2 separate regions of the Mus musculus genome follow, and region 2 is linked to region 1. The links are chromatin loops, found by intact Hi-C in ENCODE. Cell type or tissue: left cerebral cortex. All regions are shown on one strand. Links, peaks and the distances in the headings refer to the core of each region. The heading gives the core; the rest is flanking DNA.

The links. Hi-C counts contacts between places; a loop is a spot of excess contacts. Peaks named below come from ENCODE experiments on the same cell type or tissue, not always from the same donor. Only the 100,000 strongest peaks of a DNase experiment are listed, where the experiment ranks them.
Region 2: a loop joins it to region 1, with 2.3 times the contacts of the local background. A loop is called at or near these places in 3 of 42 quality-filtered maps.

Annotation. Positions count from the first base shown.
Region 1 is chr1:91,977,269-91,985,599 of GRCm38, forward strand. It overlaps Hdac4 (histone deacetylase 4), which reads right to left. Exons shown (of 27, transcript NM_207225.2): 10 at 7,393-7,509; 11 at 7,110-7,305; 12 at 4,761-4,984. Among named protein-coding and RNA genes, the nearest start is that of Gm46242, 100 kb to the left of the region's middle. In left cerebral cortex, for the core only: CTCF peaks have their summits at 1,407 and 4,266; DNase peaks (open chromatin) are centred at 1,331, 3,547 and 4,323.
Region 2 is chr1:92,174,086-92,182,416 of GRCm38, forward strand. It overlaps Hdac4 (histone deacetylase 4), which reads right to left and starts at 6,256. Exons shown (of 27, transcript NM_207225.2): 1 at 6,173-6,256. In left cerebral cortex, for the core only: CTCF peaks have their summits at 4,427 and 6,946; DNase peaks (open chromatin) are centred at 4,064, 4,616, 5,235, 5,615 and 2 more places; H3K4me3 peaks cover 3,255 bases; H3K27ac peaks cover 2,730 bases.

The DNA of each region.
Region 1 (8,331 bases), core at 214-8,213:
TTCAGGAGGCATAAGTAGAGGCAGAGGTAGAAAGGCGGGCCTAGAAGGATAGGTGCTCAAGCAGTCAGAGCACGACAGAGGCCCTCTCTTCCTCCCTTCCTCTGTCTGTCTGTCTGTCTCTGTCTTTCCCTGTCTCTGTCTGTCTCAGTCTCTGTCTGTCTGTCTGTCTCTCTCTGTCTTTCCCTGTCTCTGTCTGTCTATCTGTCTCTCTGTCTGTCTGTCTGTCTGTCTGTCTGTCTGTCTCTCTCTCTCTCTCTCTCTCTCTCTCTCTCACACACACACACACACACACACACACACACACAGGAGCGGGTCAAGAAAGGCAGAAAGGTATCACCGCTGTATGGCTGACCTGCCCAAGGTGACTCAGCTCTAAGAGGTTATAAGTGCCCAGGGATAGTGGCCCATGATGGACCTGAACTCAGGTCCCTCCCTACTCTAGCTAGGGTGGCACTCAGAAAACAAAGCAACTGTTCAAAGTAGGCCATGACAGGTAGAAGCTGTCATAGGAAGGGTGCAGGGTGTCTTCTGAGAGGAGGAGGCAGTGTAAGTGTGCTGTGGGCAGACAAGCTCCATTCCTAACATGTTTATTACTCAACACTGGAGAAAGATATCAGAAGAGCATGCATGCCATTCACCTCTCATCTACAGCTTGGCTAAAGGAGAAACAGACAGAGGAGCCTTTCCTCCCAATACCTTTATGTGAACAGCTGAGCCTCATGATGCTCACAACAACAGTCTCTGTCTTATGGCCCCACAGATATCCACTAACAACTTCTGTGATCCTTTCTGGCTTGAACACGTCCTGTTTTCTGTTTGGTGTCATGTCTCTTCAGTGTCCTTGTACCACCTATGATTCTGAGTACCTTCTATTTTTCTTAAGGTTACAGTTCAAAGTATCCCTCTGGACAACATTCAACATTCCTAAAGGCTGGAGTCTGCCTAGTTAATCTAGGCAGGAATCCTGAAAGTGACACGTAAGGGAAAGCAATGTCCCCTTAGAACCCTGGGCTCCTGTTAGCTGGCCTGTCACCTCAATGTCGACTGTCCATGGCTGAGGAGGGTACCTCTGGGGAAGTTTGGGGGGTGGGAGGGAGTGCTCAAATTAGTACATGGTTGTGGCTTCTCCTAGCTGTGCCTGATGCTGGGGAGGCCCAGACTTCCCTGTTTTCACTCCAAGTTGGGTACGGATTGCTGACAGTATGAGAGCTCACTGATGCTACTACACAGGCAGGGCTGCAGCTTTGGCACGATATAGGCAGACAGAAACTCCAGAACAGGGAGCAGGGAACAGGGAGGCTCTCAAGGGGCCACAGCTTGGCTAGGCCTCCCTCTAGAGGATGTCTATCAGGGATGCTGCCATGGCAACAAGGGCCACTGAGAGCCCTGCCAATGATGCAGAACAGGCCATGGCCTGCAGGGGCTGGGCCACTCTGCTTAGTACTGATGCAGGTGCTGGTGCAACTAGACTTCATGAGCTATAGTCACACAGGAGTCTCTGTCCCCTTTGAACGTATCTTTGCTTCTTTGTGGCCACAGAGATGGGATCTTCAAGCAGAGCTGGCTTAGGGAAGCAAACCTGGCCTCAGGCAACATAACAAGAGAGGCCAGTAGGGAGGCAAGCAGTAGCTTGCCAACATGTCAGTTCCTGTTGTCCAGAGGCCTCTTGACACCAGGACCGTGTTTTATCAAGGGATGAACACACACACACTACCATATCCAGAACAGCGGGAGTAAAACATCAGACTAGAGTTCAGTGCCAGGACCCCACTGGCAAGCACAGGCATTTAAAACTATTGGATGCTCATAGTAAACCACCCATAGCAGTCCAAGTTCTCATATATAAAAGAGAGTGAGGCTCAGTGAGGCCAACGCTTGGCCTTCACAAAGAGCAAGTGATCTTGTAGACCCACCATTGCTGCAAGAACTGCTTTCAGCTATGGGGAAGATGTTCTAGGTATAATTTCTGACTTTTCAAAACAAGGCTGTGGTGAGGTGGATAAGGAGGCAGCAATACAAAAGGGTGCTTCCCTGTCAGGATGGGCACTACACTGCTGCCCTCAACAGCCTTCTTTCCCTGGGCAATTTCTCCCCTAGCATGCTTTTATGAAGTACATTAATGTGGACACAGCACTCATGTCAGGAGCTGACACCCAGGTGGGTACACTGGCTACCATTCCAATCCCAAGAAATCCAGAGGAGAGCCAGTTCAGAAGCCCTGTTTTGTCCCTTGGAAAAATGGCAACAGTCACAAATGACTGCTGAAAACACAATGCTAGGATGAGTAATTAACTTCTGTCACATCTTTGGAGCACTGGCACTTTAAGATGGAGGCTGAATGCACAGTGGGTAGGGAGCCCAGCCGTGGTCCCCACTGGGTCAAGCAGGAAGTAGATGGCCCTCAGGTGTGAGCCTCTCACAGAGCAGGGCAGGAACACTGGTGCCAGGCAGCACAGAGAACATCACTGTCTTCCTGGGCGTCCCAGGAAAACATTGTATAAACGTTTCAATCAACTGTCATTTGCTATCACAAATCAATCACGTAACAAACCCCAGTGAGATTACCCAGCTTCTAAAGTCATCTTCAAGAATGTGCCACATGAGAATGGGTGTTTCCTGTCTTCAAACCTCCTACCACACCACTCAGGTAGTGACACAGTGAAATTAATAAGCCTAGGCTGGCATTAGAGGGATGGATATGAAAGTGCTTTGACACCTGGGAGTACAGACACTTGGCAGGAACCTGTCTCGCTCCCAGCAAATGCCTTTCTGTGTAAATGATGGGATGTCTGGAGCCCCCAACTTCTAAGATGCTCAGAATGTTGGGCATGAGGGCTGTGGGCTGAGGGACTGATATCACTGTGCATGACAGGCAGGAGAGGCCTGGCTGAGCCTGCGCTAGGTATGTGGTCTGCAGCAACTTTCTTGGGAAACCAACTTGATCCTGGCCCTCTCAGCTTGCAGCAGAGATTACAGTGGGATGGGTGTGGATGGGAGACACCGACTCACTGTGGGGCTCAGCAGGCCCCTATGGATTGGAAACAGGTGCCACTCTGAGCATGCATTCAACTTCCATGACAGTCTCTCATCCCTGATCCACCTCCATAGGGAAGCCACAGAAAGCAAAGGACCAGTGATGGCATGCCTTCATCTCAGTCTTTTCTCATTTTTAGTGTCCTGTGGTCAATCAACATCTAAAAATATTAAATAGAAAGTTCTAGAAATAGATAAATCCTGAGTTTTCAGCTGCACACTGTTCTGCTCAGCATCATGAAGCCACTCCCTCCCGCCTAGGACAGGCACCCATCCTCGTGCACATGCTGGATGGGCTGCTCTCCTAAGCCGGTGAGGAGCCACCTTCATTCTCTGCTTGACTGTTGTTCACAGGGTGCTTCCCTGCCAGTTTCAGGAACCGACTGAGTGTCCTGGACTGTATCCCATCCCAGGTAGGGAGAATAAATTAAACCCATAAGCCCTAAAATTCACATCTTTAAACTGAACAGTTCAGTAGTTTACAGACCTGTATAACCATCACTATAACCTAACTTGGGAACATTTTCATTGCTCCTAAACATAAATGTTACACCCACAGACAGCTGTTTCCATTTCCCTACAAGTTGCAGCACTTGACATCACTAACTTAATTCATGTCTCTAAGGCAGTGGTTCTCAACCTGTGAGCCGCATCCTTTTGAGGATCGAATGATCCTTTCATCACAGGGCTTGAATATTACATATCCCGTGTATCATATATTTACATTAAACTTGTAAGAGTAGCAACGTGACAGTTATGAAATAGCTATGAACTAACTTTATGGTTGGGTGTCACTGTAACACAAGGAGCTGTATTAGAGGGTCACAGCATCAGGAAGGTTGAGAAGCCCTGCTCCGAGGCCTAAGCTGGTCACTTCCTGTGAGTGAAACATAGCAGGAGGCGATTGTGATAGGCTTACTTCCCTGACAGCCAGGTTTTGGAGCCTCTATATGCTGCATGACCCCAAGACAACGGTAGGTGTGTTCTGTCACCTGTCACCACAGGATAAACCCTGGAGATGCTCCATCCACAGTTTGGCTGCTATGAGCAGTACAGAAGAGGATTGTGGACAGGTTTCTGTGAGACATTTCCATTTCTCTTGGAGAAAAGCTGTTGGGCTGTTTGCAGAACTGTCACTGAGCTGATATGGAAGGTATCTGACTTACAAACCTGAAGGGGACACACTAAACTCTCTGTCCCTGCTCGCCAGCAGCACAGTACTAACTTTTCCTGTAGATGGGGCTGAGAGACTCTGACAATCTGACAGTACACAGACCTCTCCAGGCTGGCCTGCTTCCAAGCTGCTTTTGATGGTATAACTCCCACATTTAAACAGTTACAGGTGCCAGGTGACTTGAAAAATATGTTTCAGGGACTTGATGCCACTGTAAAGTTGTAGGCCTTTGGTGAGAGTTTGCTTAAAGATCTACTTGGCAAATGACTTAAGAAAGTCCCTAAAAGAACTGCCTATGTGGATTCCCACACAAGGATGCAGAGGCCTCTTGCAAGGATGCGGCCCACTGCTTACAGGTGCAGATGGGCTGTGAGGAAGGCTCCACACAACAGCATACCTCCCTAGGCTCCCCACCGTGCACCAGAGTGTGTGCTCTGTTTTCTCCCTTCCCCATTTTGGCCACTCATGGTCAGCAGGGGCTGAGGGAGGACAGCAAGGAGCACCCCGTCTGGCTGCAGGTGACTAGCTCTAGAAAGCAACAGGACACACCCACCTTGCTGAGGTGCAGCTGCTGCTGCTGGAACTGTTGCTTGTGCTTCTCCAGGAACTGCTGGTGCTGCTGCTGGATCACCAGGTGCTGCAGGGCCTGTGCGTTCTGCGGCAGGGGTGCTGACTGCGTGCGCCCCAGAGGGCGGTGCTGCCGCAGCTTGTGAATGGATGGGGACACCCTGTCCGCACCAACCAGGGACTGTGAGTGGAGGGGCAGCGCCCCCAGGCCTGAAAGATACCAGTCTGAAGATAATATGGAGGAAAAAAAAAACAGCAGAGGGGAAAAGGAAGAAGAGAGGGGAGAGATGCTGTTGAGTAACCAGTGGAGAAAATAACATGCCTGCCAGCCCAGGCACCTATGACACATGTCTGCAAACAGGCTCGATTCCAGCTAGAGGCTGTAAGCCTGGAGCTTGGGCTTTAGCAGGGCAGAGAAAGTAAAGTTACCTGGAGATCCCATTGATGCAGTTTCTCCAGGAGCTCACCAAGGAGCACTCCAGAAAGTATGGCAACAGCCTAGCATCAGCTTGCCACACATCCAATAGACGTTTCCAGAGGATGGCTCTTCTAGCTCATGCACATCCCCAAATACCAGAAAGAAGAACAGTTTGCGGCTGACATGCCGAAACTCAGGGGCAAACTGACACCCAGGCACTGTCAAGACCTTGACCTTCAGTGGATTCTACCACAGGAGATTTTGTATCAAATACAGAGTGGCACTGGGAGAGGAAAGAAGGGCTGCACAGGGAAGGAATCAGATCTTCCCTAGAGGCATGACAGCCGGGCTTCAGAGAGAGCAGGCCGGGGCAGTGACAGCACAGCATGCAGATGGTGCAGGGCAGCAGTGGCTGCAGGACAGACAGACAGAGTTCAGAGAAGTGGAAGGACTCAGAGAAGAATGTGTGCTTCACACACTTCCCTTGGTCAGTCTGCCCGGGAAGAGGGCTGTGGTGCAAGGCTGGGGTCTCTGCTAAGAGCTGACCCATTTGTCAGTGGTGTTGTGTTTAGATCGTGCTGAGATGACAGCCATGCCACGTTAAGTAGTGGGATGCTACCCTACTACTTTGGCTTGAATGTTCACAGGTCTGGGCTCTACACACAGTATTACTCTAGACAATGGGGAACGTGGGCCTCTCTGGACCACTGTGGCTGAGCAGAGGAAATCCTGTTCAGGAGGCTCCTTTCCCAGCGAGAGCTGCATCAGAAGGGGTGCTGGGAAGACTGGATAGAGTGCTGGGGGAGAGTCACAAACACAGCCCTGACATCCCAGCACTTAGAAGACTGAGGCAGGAGAGTCCGAGTTTGAGGCCAGCAAGATTTAATATCAAAACAGCAACAGAGGTTCAAATAAATACAATAAAGAGACAAACCAAAACCAAAACCCAGCTAACCCCAAAGGAAAAACCTCAACCTGGAGATCAGCACCGACTGGGCTGCTGGGTGTCAGACGCTGCCTACGGGAACTGAGTCTTTTCACTTTGTCACTCTGTGCTAGCATCTCACTCATAGATGGGAAGATGAAGCCCATGGTCCCTGGCTTCCAAGAGAACAGACAGGAAGGGGCCTGAGTGTAGGGAGCGGTCCATGGTCACTGAGACACTGCTCTCAGAGCTGGAGGAGGGTGTCCCAGCAGACCAAGTGCTGTTCCTGTCCAGATCACTGACTTGGGAGAGCCAAGGGCATACTAGGGACAAAAAGCACAAGACAGGAAACCAATACCAAGCCCTACAGACCAACTCACCCCAGTAGGTGGGAACTCTAACACACCAACCAGAGGCTGGCCCAGGGGAACACTGGAACATGGACAACGCCAGTTCTAGGATTGCTCTGGCTGTGATTCTGAGTGAAGCAACAGGTGTGAAGAAGTCACCCACTGACCTAAGGATGATGTAGAGAACTGGGCCAAGTCACCAATAGGGAGGGTTGTGTGTCTCATGAGAAACATTCCACATGCCATCATTTCTGAAACAGTCCCTCCAAAGTGTGGTAACTGGGTAAATGTCACGAGTTTACTTTGTCTCAAACTTGTATTTTTCTAAATGCAATCATCCTCAAGCTGAGAAATCAACGGTCACTTCTGCACTTCATGCACTTGCTTCCTCGAGCTGTAGGGAAACCAATCAGTGGGAGAGCAGGAGGCTAAACAGAGGGCCACTGGCACTGACTGGTACTCCTTGGTCATTTTTCTAAGCAGGACACAGTTTTTTGCCACAGTTAAGGTAGCTATCACATTACAGAGAACCATAGAGTTTCTACTGTTGTATGGGCTCAGTTGTTCTTTCCAGCCTTCTTTAAAAGCTACAGGAGGCCAAGGAAACTGCTAACGCCACAGAGATCTCCTTGTGGTTCTTACCTGTGACAAGGGGTGTCTGGGTGGGTGGCTGCTCCAGCAGGACCATGTGCTGCAGGAGGGGGTTGTGAGCTGCTGCACCGTCCCTCTCCAGGGGCGAGGTGCTCAGGTACGGGGTGAGGTGGGTCCCAGGGAACAAGATCCGCTGCTGGAGAGCTGGGAGAGCAAGCCTCTCAGCATCCTGCTGACCTGCCGCACCCTGAAAGGCAGAACCAGTAAACTCAGGCTGTGGGAACTGGAGTAGACAACCACCCCATGCCACACAGACCCACAGAGGCCAACTTACAGCGGCAGGGCCAGTGGCAGGAAGTCCCAAGGTGATGTTGGGTAAGGATGGTGACGTGTAGAGAGGAAGTGGGGCGACTGAGCCTTCTCGAGTCACAAGTCTGTGTGCCAAGCTCGTCTGTAGACAGAAGACATTGTGACCGTCAGAGTCTACTACAGACATTCCAATACAAGCAGCATACCCAGGGCTGCAAGGGCACTTACAGCATGAGGTGCTGATGTGTGGTTGCCTGGTGCAAAACAAACTGTGCAGACTGTGGCCTCCAGTGCAGGGAAGACCACAGCATGCCACCGGAACTGAATCAGGGCTCCCATTCCTGAGTTTTCCCCTCTTAATGGGCTCCTGCTACCTTGTTTGTTTTTATTCAATCTGCCTACTTACCATAAAGCTATGGGTAGGATATTTAGAACAACACATCTTAAAATATTTTTGTAGTTAGAAGTTTTTCAAGAATGACATCAAAAGCAGAAAGCAAGGAGAAAGTTAATGGTGAGGAGGAAAAACCCTGTTCTTATAAAGGTAGATGATGACAGGAATCTGCAATGCGCAGGAAAAACAAAGACTGGAATATAAAGAACTTGTCAATCATAGACCAATTAACATGAGAGCAGAACTCAATAAAGACAATGACAAAAGCACCCATTTTAAGGGAAATGAAAAAATGCTCAACTTTTATCAGTGACTGAAAAACATATTTACCAAGTCATCAAACTGACAGATTTTGTAAAAGCTCAGAAAAGCTGAACCAAGTGGTCATGGGATTATAAACTGCTGTCCTTTTTTGCAGATTGATTTCGCAGTCTGTGTTTGGAAGCCTTAAAAGCTGTGTTGCTCTTGACTGTGAGGCTCCACTCTGAATGCAGTGGGAAGAAACAGCCCTAAGAAAATGGCTCCCAAGCACATGAAGTCAGCCACAGGGTCATTTAAGCAGTCTGATGG
Region 2 (8,331 bases), core at 29-8,028, 200 kb after region 1:
TGGTCAGTGGTAAGGAGGAGGGGTGGGATCTTCAGACGACAGTGCCAGCCACAAAGCAGATGTTCAATGGAGTCCCATGTCCTGAGCCTAATCTGAAACTATAGCCCGGGCTTATGTGCAGGATGAATACTTAGAAAAGACCTAACAGATCCATTAGAAATATTCACCACCTTCTTCAACACCAGAGACCAGGGGTAAGGGAAGCAGAAAAACTTCTGTTTCAAAAAGAACTACTCTAGCAAAAAAAAGCAGCCTATAAAACCAATGAAGGAGTCGCCAGTCCCTCACCATCGGGACAGCACTCCCACTTGGAATGCTGCTTCAGGCTTTCAGGCCATAGATGATTTATTGTCTCAAGCTTAAACATCAATCCAACAAAAGCTCTTGACTCGCACAGCCAGAATACTTCACAGACAACAGTAAACTAACAAAGCCCAACATGCACTTTTAAACAGAGCAGACTCTAGAATGTTTATGTATGCAACCATATTAAGGGATCATGTTAAAATTATGAGGTTAAGTAAGAAATGATTAAGTAATGCTATTAATTCCAAATTAAAATAAACAGAGACAATGTCTTTAGCAGGAGCAGCAGCTTGCCACCTTGAATACCACAGTCAGCCCCCTCCACCCACCCAAGGGACAAGCTGGGAGCATTTGCCCTGGCAATGCACAATGGCCCATTTGCTATTTGGCAGCTGTATGTAAGCCCTTTCTGCTCCTCACTCCTTGCTACATCACAGAACCCACTTCACTTGTATTTATGGATCTACTTAACAGCATGTAATCTCCAATCAGAAGAAGTTCCCAGATGCTTGAGAGGAGAACAGGCAATTCCAGAACCCAAACAGACAGCACGGGGGCAATGGTCTGGGCGTGTGTCCTCACCAAGCTCTGCTTCCAAGGCCTACACTGCATTGCCCACCTATTCATCAGGTCCCTGAGCTGCCAAGGACCAGGCACAACTCAGGCATGAGGCACTCCCCGCCTTTTGACTCCTTAAGGTCTTCAGCCAGGAAGAAATGACATTAAACAACTAATGTCACAATAAACTATGAAATTGCACAACTGGAAAACGTGAAAAAGGAGTAAGAAGGCCTTTGAGCTAAGCTGAGTAGAAAACTGAAAGGAGGACATGAACCGAAGAACTGGGGAAGACAGATGCAATGGGCGCTGCATGTGCAAAGGCCCTGGCCAAGAAGACCAAGAGGAAGCGGGGACGCAAAGCAGGCCAGATTGGAAGCTCAGCAATGAGGCAAAGACCCTGAGTGAGGGCTGCGAAGCCAGAGGGGAGGGCTCACATGCTCTCTGGGTCTTCTAGAGACGCCTTGACAGGATTTCCTGCATGGAGTAGTAGGCAGAGACCCGCTCTCATAGAGGTCAACTAGAAAATGCCTGCAGCATGGACTGCACCAGAGCAGAGCAGACCCACGAGGCAAGCCCCACCTTGGAGAGCTTAGGAGTGACTCAGAGCAACAGTCTCAGATTCTTCTAACACTAAATGTTATCATCAGCCTCCCAAGGACCTGCTTATTCTCCTGTGAAAAAAACTTAAAGTGGCATAAATTGTTTTAACATTACCATTACATCATTTTAAAATTTTTCTATACTGCAAAAATGTATATATAACCAACGCCAACATGAATAAACACAACGATGGTCTCTTAGGCCTCATTTTCCTGATATCCCAATGGCCATCAATATCACCTTGGAAACTCATTAAAAACCAGAAAGCCAGTCAGTCTACAGATTGCTCTAGGCCAAATGCCTCTGTGTACCACGCACCGGGAGGTTACCTACAGCAACAAGGGTACTCACAGAGCTGTGCTTCTGCAGATGGCAGAGCCCGTGTCTTGCAAGTACTTGGGTGTCAATGTGCTTACCACAGTCATTAGAATAAATTCTAGGATTCAGAACTGCCTCTTGAATGAACGGCCATTTAAATCTTTGATACTTCCCTGGAGAGAAATTAGATATTTTGTATGATAATATACATTGTTCTCTCTATAGAACAAATGTGTGTATACCTAATGCTTACATTGTGCTTCCTATGGGCCTAGGTTCCAGCCTAAGCATTTGTTACATATAACTTGTTAAACTCTAGGAAGCCATATCCTTATCACAGTTGTGGGTGTTGTTATCAATCTCACTAATACAAAGGGCACAGATGTAATCTCCCATACACTGGGTTATTAGCTACGCTCAGTCTTTTCTCTTAGCTGTGGAGATCTGCCTACCTGCATGCCTTAAAAACTGTAACAGGGAAGCTCATCCATTTATTGTTAGTTTGCAAAAGCTCTTTATATATACTGGCTATTAATCTCACAGAGGCCAAATAGGTTACACATTTTTTTTCTCTCTTGTCTCTGAATCTTGGTTATAGAGTCTTTCTCCAAAGATTTTCTTCTTACTATTAAATCTGCCAATATTTTCTCTTAAGGCACTGTCTTGGTTTTAGGATAAGAACACTTGAGTGCTGTAGTTCCTCAGTTAGTGGTTACATTCTTCCAATAAAAATTTCCCATGTAAGTAAGACTACCAGTAGCACTAAGCAGCTCTGAGAAATGGGCACAGACCATAGGCTGTCTGCTGCCAATCACCGCCTGCTTGCACAGCCTTGGAACTTCTCAAGACTCAAGCAAGCAAGAACAGGCTGTAACAACCACCAGCCAACTGGACTGCTCTGATTTCTGTGATACTCGGGATAGATAGAACCCAGAGCCTTTCAACATTACACAGAAGGCACAACGAAGACATTAAAGTCACTTTTCTGACTCAAATGAAACCCAGAGCGGTGACAGCTCAGAAGGGCAGACAACCTAACACCATACTGGGAAAGTATTCCAAATTATCTTCTCAAAGTAGCTGTGCTCTTCCAAACAACTCAATAACACTAACCTTCCACACAGGCTCATCCTGGGCCCAAAGCAGAGGTAAAGAAAGGCTCAGCCTTTGGGACTCAAGGCTGCCATTCCTCTCACATCCCTGCTATCAAGGGTGTGTAGCATCACCTATTTCTTGTAGCTGTGGGAGCAATAGAGGAGACGAAGATGGAAAGTGCTCAAAGAATGGCCCATGGCTCTTACTGGGTGCTCATTTAAACATCTGCTACTGACTTGTGTAATCTCCTGATCCAGGGAAGGAAGACACTCTCATCTACTCAGGACCTTACAGTGTTCTAACCGGGTCCAGTTACATGGAGGGTCTCAGTGGGGTCCATTTGTGTGGACCCCAGTCTGGCCTTTCAGGAAGTACGGAGGCATGTCTGAGAGGCAAGGGCAGCAGCAAAGCCAAGAGCAGCTGCAGATGCCAGACCACATTCCACCCTAAACAAAGCCCATCCTGCTCACTCACATGAGCCCAAGAGCAAACAACTGACCTCCTGACAGCTCAGAGCACTCTGCAGAAATGGACTAGGGTCTGTTCAAATGCAGCAGCACTTCTGATTCTGCCCCCCTCCGTCACCTGCACCTCAAAGGTCAGTGTCACACTTAAGGCCCAGAGTTGGCTGAGCAGCAGGACACTGGATGGTCACTGGAGACCAAGACAAAGCCACTCCAAAAATCTCTTTGGGGCCCCTACCCCAAGACTGGGTTACAACCAATGGGACATGAGCTCAACTCTGGATTCACCCTCTGAAGCCTGCATAGTCACCCCAGGGCCCAGAGACATCAAAAGCCCTGGTCCTGGGACTGAGCCCCCCCACGCCACCCCAATCTTCCCGTGCAGCAGGTGTCTCTCATTTCTGCATCTCCCTGGCTCCCTACATCAGGTATTAATGTATTACTTATGGCAGCTTCAGAGTTCTGAAAAACCAGCCGTTTTCAATAGAAAATGGCATGGACAAGGCTTGACAGGAGTGATGAAATTTTCTTCTGCTCTGGCAATTAGGACGGCACAAAGTCGCCTTTCCTTTGGTGCCACCCCCAACATCAAAGGATTGGAATTCAAAGCCGTTCATGCTGCATTGAAACCTCACAATGAGGCTGGAAAATGGAAGTCGATTACTGGGCAAAAATATGCAGTAGTTAAAAGGAAAGAGTTCTAACGAAATTAAGCTGCAGCAGCCCCACGACGTGTGGAAACTTCCAGCACCAGAGCTCTTCTGGTAAACATCAAGAGGGACATCCTCCTAACACAGGTTTGAAAGCAAAGTCAAGCTAGGAGCCAGGAGCCCCAGGAAGATAGAGTGCTATGTTCTCTTGCCCACCTCACCAGCAGCAGCCCCTAGCTTCTGAGAAGGTGCCATCTGGGGGCTTTATATGTTGCACAGCTCTCTGATGTTGCTAACCACAGACATTCTTGCTAGGGCTGCTTAGGTCACATCTGTCCTTGGTCTCTAGGCTATCCAGGCCCCGTCTGCAGTTCACAGTCATTCTTCTCCCCCACAGGGCTCCCAGATACCCTGTAAGCAGCCTGCAGACCCCTAAAGGGGGCAGTGTTACCTCTGCCTTCTAGCAAACCCAGCCTCTTCTGGGTGATTACTGCTCTTCAGGAAGGCATTTGATCTTTAAAAGAAAAGCCAGAACACAGAAAACCATAGAAGTCTTACAGTGTGTCGGGTGTGTGTTTTTAAAGCATGAAAATACTTCCCTCCCACACAAACGGGGAGTTCTTCTGGGGAAAGATGCCACAGATCCCGAGGAGTGGCAGATCTGGGAAAGCGGATGGGTCTTAAAAATAGACAATTGAACCTAGACTAGAGCTGCAAAGCTACCTGGGGGAAAAAAATGAGAATTTTTAACTAAATCTCACATATTTTTTGATATCCAAAACTCCATCCTGATGAAACTTCTAACTGGGTGGCATTTTGCATTTCCAATTATAATGGAGTAATTGTGTTGCCATAGTGACTGCAAAATTCTGCAATAACTTTTGCTGCCTTGTAACTGCTATAGTGTATATTTGTGTACAAGCAGCTGAGTTTTCTTAATTCAACCTCCTTGCCTCTCCACAAGCACTACACCTACCTACACCACCACCACCACCATCACCTTCTTTCTGGGTGGATTTTGAAACCACTACACTAGCTTTCATCAAGCCGGTCCTGAAATAATGCACGGAATTATCAGAAGCAATTAAAACTCCTGGCAACCTCGATCATATCACGGAGGAAAAACCGAAACCAGGTCAAGGTGCAAGCCGCCAGCATCCCCCTAGCCCCAAAGTGCGACAGGGCCATGGCTGTTTACACGTTAATACTCGCAGGCCTTAAATGCTTAGGTGGTTTGTGGGAACAGACAGAAAAGCCTGAGCAGAGAAAAGCAGGGAGGCAAAGTGACTACACAGGCCTTTCCTTCCTCCCCGGGCAGGCAGAGTGGCTCTCGGAAAGCAATTAGGTAGGTCTCTACAGTAATGCAATTAGGATTTAGTTAAGAAAGTCATTAGTTCTAAAATAACTTAAGTTTAATTTCTGCGACGCTTTATTTGAAAATCGTGTCACAGCAGGTCAATTTACAGCATGCAATAACCAAAACACTGCTATCAGCGGCTGCAAGTTATTAACAAATTCTCGGTGTGCATTAAAGGAGAACACGGGTTCCACACCCGGCCTTTCCGACCGACTCCCGCTGTGTGAGCTACAAGCTGTGCCTTCGGAACCCTCGCTCAGGGTGGACACCGGTCGTCTCCGGGGCTAGCGCAGCTCCTCGCCAGCCCAGCGACGGTCCGGGCCCGGCCGCGGCCCCCGCCCCGCCGCCCGCCGCCGCCGAGGGGCGTTTTCTGCAAACTCACAGGCTGACAAAGTTACATAAACGCCCCGGCCCCCGCCCCCGCGCGCCCACCTGCCCGCCCGCCGGCGCAGGCCGCTCTCCCGCCCGCCAGCCCGCGGCGCAGGGCCCCGAGGCCTCGGCGGGGCCGGGCGTCCACCTGCCGCCAGCAACCGGGCGGCGCGGACAATGACGGCCGGTGGCTTACCGCGGCGGCGGCGGGCCGCGTCTAGCCCTGCTCCGGCGCTCCGAGCCGCATCTCCTCAGCCTGCGCCGCCGCCGGCGGGCGGGCGGGCTCGGGCGGCGACGGCGACAGCAGCCGCGTTGAGCGGGCCGGGCGTGAGGCGGCGCGGCGGCGGCGGCGCGAGCAGGCGCGCGGGCTCGGGCTCGGGCGGCGGCGGGGATGGTGCTCCGCGGCAGCGGCCCCACAACCTCCCCTCCTCATTCACAAAAAATTGACCCACGTTGAACCATGATGCTGCTCCCCCTCGAGCGCAGAGCCGCGCGGGGATAGGCCGCGCCCTACGCCCGTCAGGCGCCCCAGCCCCGCCCCTCCCGTCGGCGGCCCACCAGCCATTGGCTACAACGGCTTTGCGTCACCTCCCCCCGTGGGCGCCGCCCCCTGCCTGGTTTCTAATGAAGAAAGCGTCAATTACGGCTCGGCCCCGCCTCCAAGAATTCAGCCGCCCTTCCATTGGTCCGAGAGTCCTAAGTCCGCCCCACAATAGCCCAACAGCCAGCCCCGCTTCGCGGGCGCTGCGAAGGGGCTCCGCCTTCGTCCGCCCTTCTCAAAAGTTCCAAACCCCATTGGCTCCCAGCATTGTCAATTCTAATGAGCGGGGCGTACCGAAGACTCTCCAGGCGCCCGCTCTGAGAGCTTTTGCTGTTTTAGAAAGAGCAGGGAGCTGGTGCGCGAACTGATTGAAGCCGTGGACAGACCTCCTTGGCAGCCCGCGGCGCTGCCCGGGTCAATACAGTGTGCCTGAGCGCCTGTCTCATGCTCTAAGGGGGCGCGGAAGAGCACAGACTAAGGCGAGGGCCCGGCCGGGCCTGGCGGCAACCTCCATCTTAGGCAAGGCACAGATCACGTGGGCTGCGTGCGGGGGACGCCGAGCCCAGAGGGAGTGCGCAGGCGCGGCGGGCCCCGCCCTGCCCCGGGGCAGGCGCGCCGCTTGGGGGTGCGGCTGTGACTGTGGGGCCTTGCGTGGCCGTGGGAACTGGGGGTTCTGGGACCGCTGCTGTTGCGGAGGTGTATTCTTGGTTCGCCGCCACGGCGTCCCGGTTTGTTGGGACCACCCCTTCTCTGAGGTTCTTCTAGACCTGGGCCAAGCGCCTATAATTGGCGTTCACGAATGTGGATGGGCGTGAAAGGCCATCCTTCTGGCTCCCTTGGGTCCATTTCCTTTCATCAGGAGAGTAGTGCAATTTCTCATCCTGTGTCCATGATATTTCCAGAATCCCACATCCAAAACGAAGACAAGAGCATCTGGTCCACCCTACATGGCCTGACCTAGGATGCTGACCTATTTACTAGGCCTTGCCTGATAGGAGTTGAGTAGAGATTTAATAGCATTTTTGTTCCATGACTGGGGGAAAATTGAAGGTAAAACAATTCGCAAGAAGCAATAGATTCTTTTCATTATCTCAAGGTAATACTGAGTTAGAAAGCTTCATTCACTGGGAGAAATTCATACTCTAGGATAGCTCAGCTGTGAAGCCAAGGGATGAATTGTGGAATAGAAAAGAGCAGAAGAAAATGACCGCACTTAGGAGTGCTAGTGCAGCTGCTTATAGAAAAGTACACTACCAAATTTACATACAAAATAATGCAGGATCTGCAGCCTGCTAACATTTAGATGAAACATGAAGTTCAGAAGTACTTGAAAGGATAAAGACATGCAATAATCACAGATTTGGTGAGTACTGAGTAAAGACAACCCTAAACAAAAGTGCCATGAGAAAGTGCTGGAATATAATCTTAGATGCAGTTACTCTGAAATGATATGGTTCGGTTCCAGGGTCGGGGGAGTATTGCTCTGTGCTGATTAGACCTCACAGAATTGTGATTGGTACATAGAAAAAGCTCTAGCAGCAAACAAAGAGTAGGGGAAGGGCACCCCAGTACCACCAGGGTTTCTATAGGGCTTTACAGAGTCCCATTCTCAGACAGAGGCTTGGTGTTAGAAACCAGGAGATCAGAAATAAAAACAGACCTCTAATACAAAAACACCCAAGAATTAGTAGAAGCCCACCAATTAAAAATTAAACACAAAACCTTAGGAAGAACAACAATATCAACCAGCCAGACCCCACCCCCCAGAGCTTCCAGGAAGTAAGCCACCAACCAAGGAGTACACATGGCTCCAGCTTCATTTGTAGCAGAGGACGGCCTTGTCATGCATCAATGGTCCTATGAAGGCTGGATAGATGCCCCAGTGTAGGAGAATCGAGGGTGGGGAGGTGGGAGTGGATGGGTAGGTGGAGGAACACCCTCATAGAAAAAGGGGGAGGGGGGGTAGGATAGAAAGTTTCTGGGAGGGGGAAAACCAGGAAAGGGGATAATGTTTGAAATATAAAGAAAATATCCAATAAAAAAAGGGGGGGTGGATTTAAACACAAAAAC